2 separate regions of the Homo sapiens genome follow, and region 1 is linked to region 2. A link is an interaction called in ENCODE POLR2A ChIA-PET data of the cell type or tissue named here. Cell type or tissue: PC-9. All regions are shown on one strand. Links, peaks and the distances in the headings refer to the core of each region. The heading gives the core; the rest is flanking DNA.

What was found. Peaks named below come from ENCODE experiments on the same cell type or tissue, not always from the same donor. Only the 100,000 strongest peaks of a DNase experiment are listed, where the experiment ranks them.
Region 1: POLR2A ChIA-PET joins it to region 2 with 7 read pairs; 4 of 35 experiments call an interaction of 5 or more read pairs at or near these places.

Annotation. Positions count from the first base shown.
Region 1 is chr3:107,390,573-107,394,979 of GRCh38, reverse strand. No RefSeq gene overlaps it. Among named protein-coding and RNA genes, the nearest start is that of CCDC54-AS1, 11 kb to the right of the region's middle. In PC-9, for the core only: no CTCF peak of the experiment used is centred there; DNase peaks (open chromatin) are centred at 299 and 1,999; H3K4me3 peaks cover 377 bases; H3K27ac peaks cover 1,263 bases.
Region 2 is chr3:107,440,394-107,444,800 of GRCh38, reverse strand. All of the region lies in intron 1 of LINC01990 (long intergenic non-protein coding RNA 1990), which reads right to left. Among named protein-coding and RNA genes, the nearest start is that of LINC01990, 12 kb to the right of the region's middle. In PC-9, for the core only: no CTCF peak of the experiment used is centred there; no DNase peak of the experiment used is centred there.

The DNA.
Region 1 (4,407 bases), core at 134-4,133, 50 kb after region 2:
TAGCAGTGCTGCTGCCTCTGTCAAAGCAGGGAGGCAGACTTAAGAGTTCACTACTGACCTGTTTGGTTTTGAGTTCAAAAGCACAGTGTCATAGCTGTCATTCAGGGATCAGGAAACCACTACTATCCCCACTGTACCTACCTCTGGATGCCCACAGAGCTGAAGACCAGACATTGGGACACAATTGGAGAAAACCCAGAGTTTCCAGGACTGTGCCTCTGAGCAGCAAGCAGCAGGAAGATAGACTCTTCCTCACTTGTAGATTCAACCTTATGCAACAGAAACCTGGCAGCAAGGGATTCTGGGCAAGGTAGTTTTACCAGTCCAACTGGTGCAGGTCAGGAAGGCACTCTAGGAAGATGAATTGGATGCTGAATAACAATTTACTATATCTACCATAACCAGGTGTACTATGAATTTCGGGCAAGGTTAGGACCTTTATTGGTTAATTTTGATTCCTCATTAAAACCTACACCTCACATAACTGCAAATCCACAATACATTCTAAGACAGTGGGCTTTTTGTCTCTTTATAGACTTTCAGCTCCTAACACAAACTGTGCTGTACTCGTATTTGAAACATCGTGCCTAGTACTGTGTCTGGTCAAATGAATGAATGAATAAATATATGAGTCAAGAAATCAGTAAATGGTTGAAAACCTGTGTCCTTTTGCACTTTTGAATTGACAAATTCATTTGACTTTTTCCAATTCAATGGCTCTCGACCAGGGGCAATTTTGCCCACCTGCCCTCCCACCCCCACCCTGGTACATTTGGCAATGTATGGGAGGCACTTTTGAGTGTTACTATTTGGGGATTGGCGGGTGGGTTTACTGTTGGCACCTACTGGGCAGAGACTTGGGATGCTGTTAAATATCCTACATTGCACAGGATTGCCTCCTGTAACAAAAAATTATCCAGCACAAAATGTCAGGAGTGCTGCAGTTAAGAAATCTGCTCTAATTACTACTTCCTCTTACTTTTGTCTGCCATAATATTCTTATGCCAATAGATCAGAACCCTTGAGAATTTGGGCTTTCTCAGAATTCAAGTCTTCATTAGTCTTTTTTCTCTTTGGAGGGTTTTTCTCCCATAGTCTCTGATTATATGTTAATCATTCTATTCCCACATATATTCATAATGGACCTCAGGGACACAGAGTGGCCTTTAGGTCCTTGTATTAAAACATTACTAGAGAAAATTTTTGGAGTGTCACTCTTCAACTTCTTTTCTTACTTAATCTCACAGCTCTAGATTTAGTAGTAACATTTCGTTCAATTTAGAAAATGCCTCAAGAAAGTGAGAGATGTTGTTCTATATTTTAAACCTTGATAGGCACCAATTGTACTGAATTAGTTGATTTTTGACTTTTTATATTTTATCTTTTTTTTTCTTTTTTTAAATACATGACAATTGACTGGCTAGTAGTCTTCAAGAAAAATGAAATTCTGTTCCTAAAATGGACTTCTTAGAAAAATCCAGAACTTCTTTTAGATTTTAGAAATTTATTCCTTTTCATAATCAAATACTTCTAAAGTATAAATATGTCATAATCGAATAATGATCACAATTAAAACTTAAGTAGTCATAGTTAAATCAAGTATGTTTGTGAACAGAACAGAAAGTCAATATAAATCTTAAAGATGGAAGTGTGTAAAATTCAGTTTACACATCCAACAAATCTTATTGAGCTTCACTGTTCCTCTCTGATAACCATTGAGAATACCTTAGTGAGAAAATTATTCCCAGTCTCTACCCTCATGGAGCTTACATTATTTAGTTAGAGTCTTCCTACTGGAGAATCACACAAGTAGTATTTAATTACTAAGGTGACAAGTTCTATAATTGAAAAATCACAAGGTGGCATGAAAATAAATAGGGAACCTAACATATTTTTAATCTAATCAGGAGAAATTTTTTTTTAAAGAAAGTAGTAATTAAACTCATACCTGAAAGATGAGTAAGAGTTAGCTGTGCACAGTGTGGAGCAAACAGCATTCCTGGCAGAGGCACATGTAATGGCTGGAGGCAAGAAAGAGCTTGTTTTTCTCAGGAAATACAAAGGATTTTGGATTTAATACTCAGTACTGAGGAGCCACTACATGGTTTTAGCAGAGGCGTGATTTGATTAGATTTACATTTTAAACAATTACTCTCACTGCCATGTGAAAAATGGGATTGAGGCAAGGAAAAGTGGGTTAGAGATAACTAGCCAGAAAGTAACTGGAGTAGTCTGGTTGAGACAAGATGGTGACGTTAACTGGAAAACAGATAGATTTAGAAGGTGGGGTAAACTAGGTTTGGTGGCTGATTTTTTGGGGGTAGATAATGAAGGGAGATATCGGTTATGGTTGGATCACAGGCTTCTGGCTGGAGCATCTGGGAGGATGTGGGTACCACTTATTATGTTAGGGAGCTCTAGAGGAGAAGCAGTTTTAGGGCAAGATGGTTAAATATAATACATTTATTTTGGGGCATGCTGTATTTGAAATTCTTCTAACACATCCAAGTATCCAAAATGGAAATACTATAAACATTTGGACCTATAAGTCTCTCACTCAGAAGAGTAGTCTAGGCTGGAGATATAATTTTGAAAACCACTGACTTTAGATGACATTTGAAGATATGAGAGTAGATAAGATCACCTTATCTCATAAGATATGAGAGGTGATGTTTGAAAATATGAGAGAGAAGAAGGTCCGAGGCTGAGTCATGATAAAAGGTCTACGTGAAAAGTTGGGGTCGAGGAGAAGTCTCTGAAGAGGACTAACAATAAATCAGAGGGAAAACAACAGAAGTAAACAGACGTGGAAAGATAGAAAGCAAGGAAAGAGAATATTCTAGAAGGAAGGAGTGGAAATCTGTTACAAATGATGCTGAGAGGTTAAATAGGAAAGACATGAATATTTTCATTGACTTAGCAACATGCACATCATTGGCGACTTAATGCTAGAATCTGAGAGGAAAGAACAGAAGCCAGTTTGGAGTGGGCTGAGAAGTCAGTAGTAGAAGGAAGTAGAAATTGAAGCTATAGCTATGTATTTTGTAACTGGGAGAGCAGATAAAATTTTAGTTGGAGATCTGTAGTTCGGTAAAATTTGTGTATACATGTTTTAAGACAGGAGAGACAATAGTATGTATAGATGATAATGAAAAGTGTCTAGTAGAGAAAGAGAGGTTGAAGTTATGTAGGGGAAAATGGGTATTGTCTAGAGGAGAAAGTTTCTGAGAAAGTGGGAGGAGATGGGATTAATAGCACATATCAAGAGATTCTCCTATGATAGAAAACACTTTTATTTGGTAACAGAAGGAAATAAAGAGTTAATAACTGTGAAGTTTAGAATATTCATTTAAGGCCTGGTGGTGGCTCATGCCTGTAATTCCAGCACTTTGGGAGACCGAGGTGGGTCGATCACTCGAGCTCAGGAGTTTGAGACCAGCCTGGTCAACATGGTGAAACCCTGTCTCTACTAAAAATACAAAATTTAGCTGGGTGTGGTGGTACATGCCTGTAATCCCAGCTACTCAGGAGGCTGAGGCAGGAGAATCACTTGAACCCAGGAGGTGGAGGTGGCAGTGAGCTGAGATTGCACCACTGCACTCCAGCTTAGGGGATAGAGACTCCATCTCAAAAAATATATTTATATATATGTATTTATGAATATATTTATACATATTATGAATATATTTTATATATATTCATATATAATGAATATATTATATATATGATATATATTCATATATATAATGAATATATTATATATATGAATATATATTCATATAAATGTGATTCTCCTCTAGAATGAATGATCTTAGTGATCTGAGATTGTTTGCACACGTGCTTCCAGAGCTTGAAACTAATGTCCATATTCTTGGGAGTTAAAATGTAGGCGGGTATTTGTGGATGCCTTCCACAAATACTAACCAAGTATTCAGTAGATAAGTTGCCATAATCCTATTTGAAGTGGGTTGGCATATATGTTACGGCATTGGCCTGGGGATTGGGAGAGCCAAAGTGGCCATGTATGTAGTACTGGTGTAGTATTTACACACACTGCTGCTCTCACACTGCTGCACTCACTTTTCACACCCAGTTTCACAAGGCAATTTGGCTTAGGACTCAAAGCAAACAACCAAAATAAAAGTTGATAGGCACCAAATAACCATAAGAATCCTGAAGTGCTTGTAGACTTCAACAGGACTAAATAAGACTGTGAGGTCAGTTTCTCACCCATGTTCTGGGCAGCACAAAAATAGAATGATTCACTAAAGCCCTAAGATGCAGAGGCAGTTTTGGCTCTGATCATGGCAATGGCAATATGTTGGTAAGACTTGCTTTTGGCTGCAAGAAACAAAAAACCCAACTACATTGGGTTTTATGATAGGAGTTAAATAACAGAGGTTTTTT
Region 2 (4,407 bases), core at 90-4,089:
ATAACGTACTACACAGATGTTCACACTTACTAAAATTGTTGGCCAACATATGACCTGTCAAAATAACTGAAAACTAGATGTTTGACTTTTCATATTTAAAAAGCTCCTCTTCCTATCTTCCAGAAGAATGTCATATGCATAGATATGCTTAAAAATACTTTTGATGAACCTTATATCAACCCTTTAGGAATTTTAACCTGACATTTGTCATCTTCTGCAATTGCTTCTTTGCTAGATGCATAGAACTTTGTCTTTGCAGGGTACTGAGTTACCTTGTAAATGAGTAGTAGTAGTTTTTTTTTTTTTAAAGAACTTTATGTACTTCCATAATTTCCCTAATAAGGAGGCTATTTTTCTCCTGTGTCTCATAAGTTGACTCCAAGGCAGTGCCTAAAGAGAAGTTCAGGAAATGTTATAAGCAGTGGAATCCTCATCAGAATAAATATAGAGTTTCCCATGGTGACCACATGGCAGGACAAAGCAGGTTTGGATACATGAGTCTTGATGGGATATGCTTGTCCAAGATTAGTCTCCTTACTTTAAAGCTGTATCTCATTATAAAATGAACCACACAGACTAGACATAAAGAAAATGTTACTGCCAGCCAACTGCAATTTTTAAATCCAAAGAGCTTAGAATATTTATAGGCATAATCTTGTTAATCTTCATAATACTATGAGGTAAGTCAAAGTATCATTACTCTTAGAGGAAAGTGTGACAAAACTTGGATTTATTCTGAGTCCTTCTCTGTGTTTTTCGAAGACCTAACTCTGTGTAACTATTGTTTAAATATTGAATACGGTTCAGTTCTAGTACATAGAAAAAGAACGTATGTATTATGGCTGAATTAGGACAAGGGTTTTCAGCCTATAAAGATCTATTGGTCAATACATTAATTAGGACAACAAGTTTATACCCTGTGTCAATGTAGTTGTTTATTGCTTAACTTAACCCTCCTTAATTTATTATAGTCATTAGTGTCTGTTAGCAAGAAACAATGTGTTTGAATTTTACAAGAGTATGTGGTTAGCAGCTTTCTGTCTCTGAGCTGGGACGTGCCTCACTTGATCTTCTCACCTTACACTTAACTCAGGACTGAGCCTTCCTTAAGAAATGATTATTCTTCCCAGTAGAACTGTAAATAGTCATAGCTCCTATTTTGCATCTCAGCTCACAAAGCTATAAAATGAGAGGATGAGATTAAGTGATCTCCAAATAATCTTGTACATCTAAAATTCTGAGTTAATGATTATCTATGTTGATACAGAATTAAGGCAACAATGATAGAAAAAAACACTCCAAATTAAAGTATTCGAGACAGTTAGAGTTATTTGTATGTTTTCATAACTATGTAAAATCAGTTTGAAGGTTAATACCTTCATCCTAATTAGTTAGTGTACAGGACTGCTGCCACAAAAATTTGGTTTAGGTTTACAGAGCATGACTTTTCTAGGAAAGTGAAAGTCGCCTGGCTTTTGGAGAGGGAGCAGGGAAGAGGCTTTTGCTATACCGTTTAGCAACAGATGTTTGGGCAGCAGGACATAGCCAGGAATCCAGGAATTTAGACATCATTGAGGAAACGGACTATTAAAGAAGAATTGCTAAACCTGTAGAGGCAGATCTAAGTTTTACAGGGCCTGAAGCTTATTCAATTATAAAGAGCCCTCTTAAAAAAAGAATACAAAATTAGGTATGAAAATGTATGCTTATTCAGAAATGAATTCTGTTAGAAGTGAATATTTACTTTGAATGCTCACAGCTTCTCCAACAGCATCCAATACAGGGACTTCTCCAACAGCATCCAATACAGGGAAAGTGCCATGGGGGAGATTTGGAAAGAGACTAGTCTTAACTAATCACATTTGAAATATCTTACTCTTGTAAATTTTACAAAAATCTATGGCCATGTGAATGTGTTGCTAACCCCCAATCAGGATCCCTGGACAGGGCCTGTGAGAGTGACGGACCCAGAGCCTGAACATCATTAGTTTCACATCACATCCACTGTTATCTACATGTCTAGAATATTCCATAGACAGTTCAGTTGGAAGTTCATTTAACTTAAAACAGTGAAGTCATTAAAGAAAGAGGTAGATCTGTATAAACAATCATAAAAGTTGTAGAATATATTGTTAAATGAAAAAACAAGGCATGGGATAATATGTATAGCATAATCCCATGTATGTAGAAAAATTAAATATAGGCATCAAATGTGTGTGTGTTTGTGTTTGTGTGTGTATGTGTGTGTAATATATATTTGACACATATCAAATTCTTTCTTTTTTTTTTTTTTTGAGACGGAGTCTTGCTCTGTCGCCAGGCTGGAGTGCAATGGCGCAATCTCGGCTCACTGCAACCTCCGCCTCCCAGGTTCAAGTGATTCTCCTGCCTCAGCCTCCTGAGTAGCTGGGGCTACAGGCACGCGCCACCACGCCTGGCTAATTTTTTTGTATTTTTGGTAGAGATGTGTCACCATGTTGGCCAGGATGGTCTCCATCTTTTGACCTCATGATCTGCTCACCTCGGCCTTCCAAAGTTCTGGGATTACAGGCATGAGCCACCATGCCCGGCCATGTATCAAATCTTTAACAGTGATTATATTAATATTTGGAGGTTGTATGAGGTAATGGGTTATTTGAATTTTTGCACAACAAAAACTATTCATGTGTTACATGTAGGCCTCCTATTAATAACTGCACATGCCTCCATAATTTCAGGCATCCCACTCTCATACCATCATTAGCCATCTTTCCAATTCAATTCCCCTACAGCTTAACTCTATTTTTGACTCACGAGGATCCACAATCAAACCTCCTATCATTTCAATATCCCTACTCTCTTCATATGCCCACTTCCATCGTTACCCAGCTTAATTTCCATGGCCCATTATTATAGTCATTGTGCATACATCTTACTGCCCAGCTACCTCTTGCTTTGTCATACTTACTTGGCAAAACTCCATCCCCGCTTGACTCCAACTCTCCTCCTACTCTGCCCCTGCAACTAAGCAGCTGAATGTGGCTGGAGGAAAAACACACAACTCATGCTGACTGGTCTCATTTGAAATTCCTCACCTCACCTCAGGGGGCTTTCGTTGCTGCCCTGGAATCCTTCTCCATTTTTCCCAGTCCATTCGAGTGAATGGACTGCCACACTCCTCGGTGGCTGTTTCACACTTTTTCCTCCCTCCTCAAACATCCATGCCTCCTCCACCATCCTCACTCTCAGCTTTTGACTGTGCTTACATTTCATTGAGAAAATAGAAACAATCAAGAGAAAAAAACACCAAAAAAACCTTGCACCCATTCCCATCACTGTATCTACCCACCTACCTGTGCCCTGCACTCTGCTCTCTGTCCTGTTCTGTGGATGAGCAACCAGGGCTTGCATCTCAGGCCAACCCTCCACTTGTCCACCAACCCCATTCTCTTCTTACCAACCTAACAACTTTGAGGGCAGATGAATCCACAGGCTGGTAGGTACAGTGTCTGGGGTTCATGATACTTTTAGAGGCGCCTTTAAAATCATAAGAAAAGTAAGAACTTCTAGGTCAAGGAAAATGCTTTAATATATGTTAATTTATTCACTTTTATATAATGTGTAATATTTTAAATATGGGCCCATGATGGCAAAAGTGCCTAGGGCTCATGGAAGTCATAACATAGCCCTGACTACACTGTCTTTTCTTCTCATTCAGCATCAGTTTACCCCTTTCTTTTAGGGTATCCCCCAGTTGGCAAGCATACTGCAATTTTCCCATCTCCCTAAACCCTATCTTGATTAGCCTGTTTCCAACCACTCACCATTAATTTTCTGCCTCTTTCTGTTGTTGTTGTTTAAACAGCAAAACTTCTTAAGAGATGCATCTGTATTTACTGTCACCAATTCCTCTCCTCCTATTTTCCTTTGACCTCAAGTCCTCATGCCTGCCGCAGCACTAAAGCCATTTTCTGACAGGGTCCCAGTGACCTCCATAACACTAAATGCAGCCACCATTTCTCAGTCCTCCTCTTACTTGTCTTAGGAGCAGCATTTAAATACTTGATTATTCCTTCTACTTACACCACTTTTTTCACTTGGCTTTTATGTAGGAAGGCCAGGTAATTTATCATCAGAATAAAGACACTTTCGAGAGTGAAAGATGGGTGGTACTCTTACTACGTACAGCTGAGACACAGGCCTCAACTTGGACCATCTCAGGCAACTGGACCTTACAGTCACCGTTCTCCTAGGACACCACACAACTGGCATTTCCCGCATGTCACTGGCTGTTTCTGCTCAGTCTCCTCTCTGTCCTCCTCCCCCAGCCTCTAAATATTGGACTTCCCAGGGCTCAGTCCTTGAAGGACTTCTTGTTCTGTATTCCTTCGGGGCTAATTTTCACCTGCTGTGTCCTGGTGTGCTATG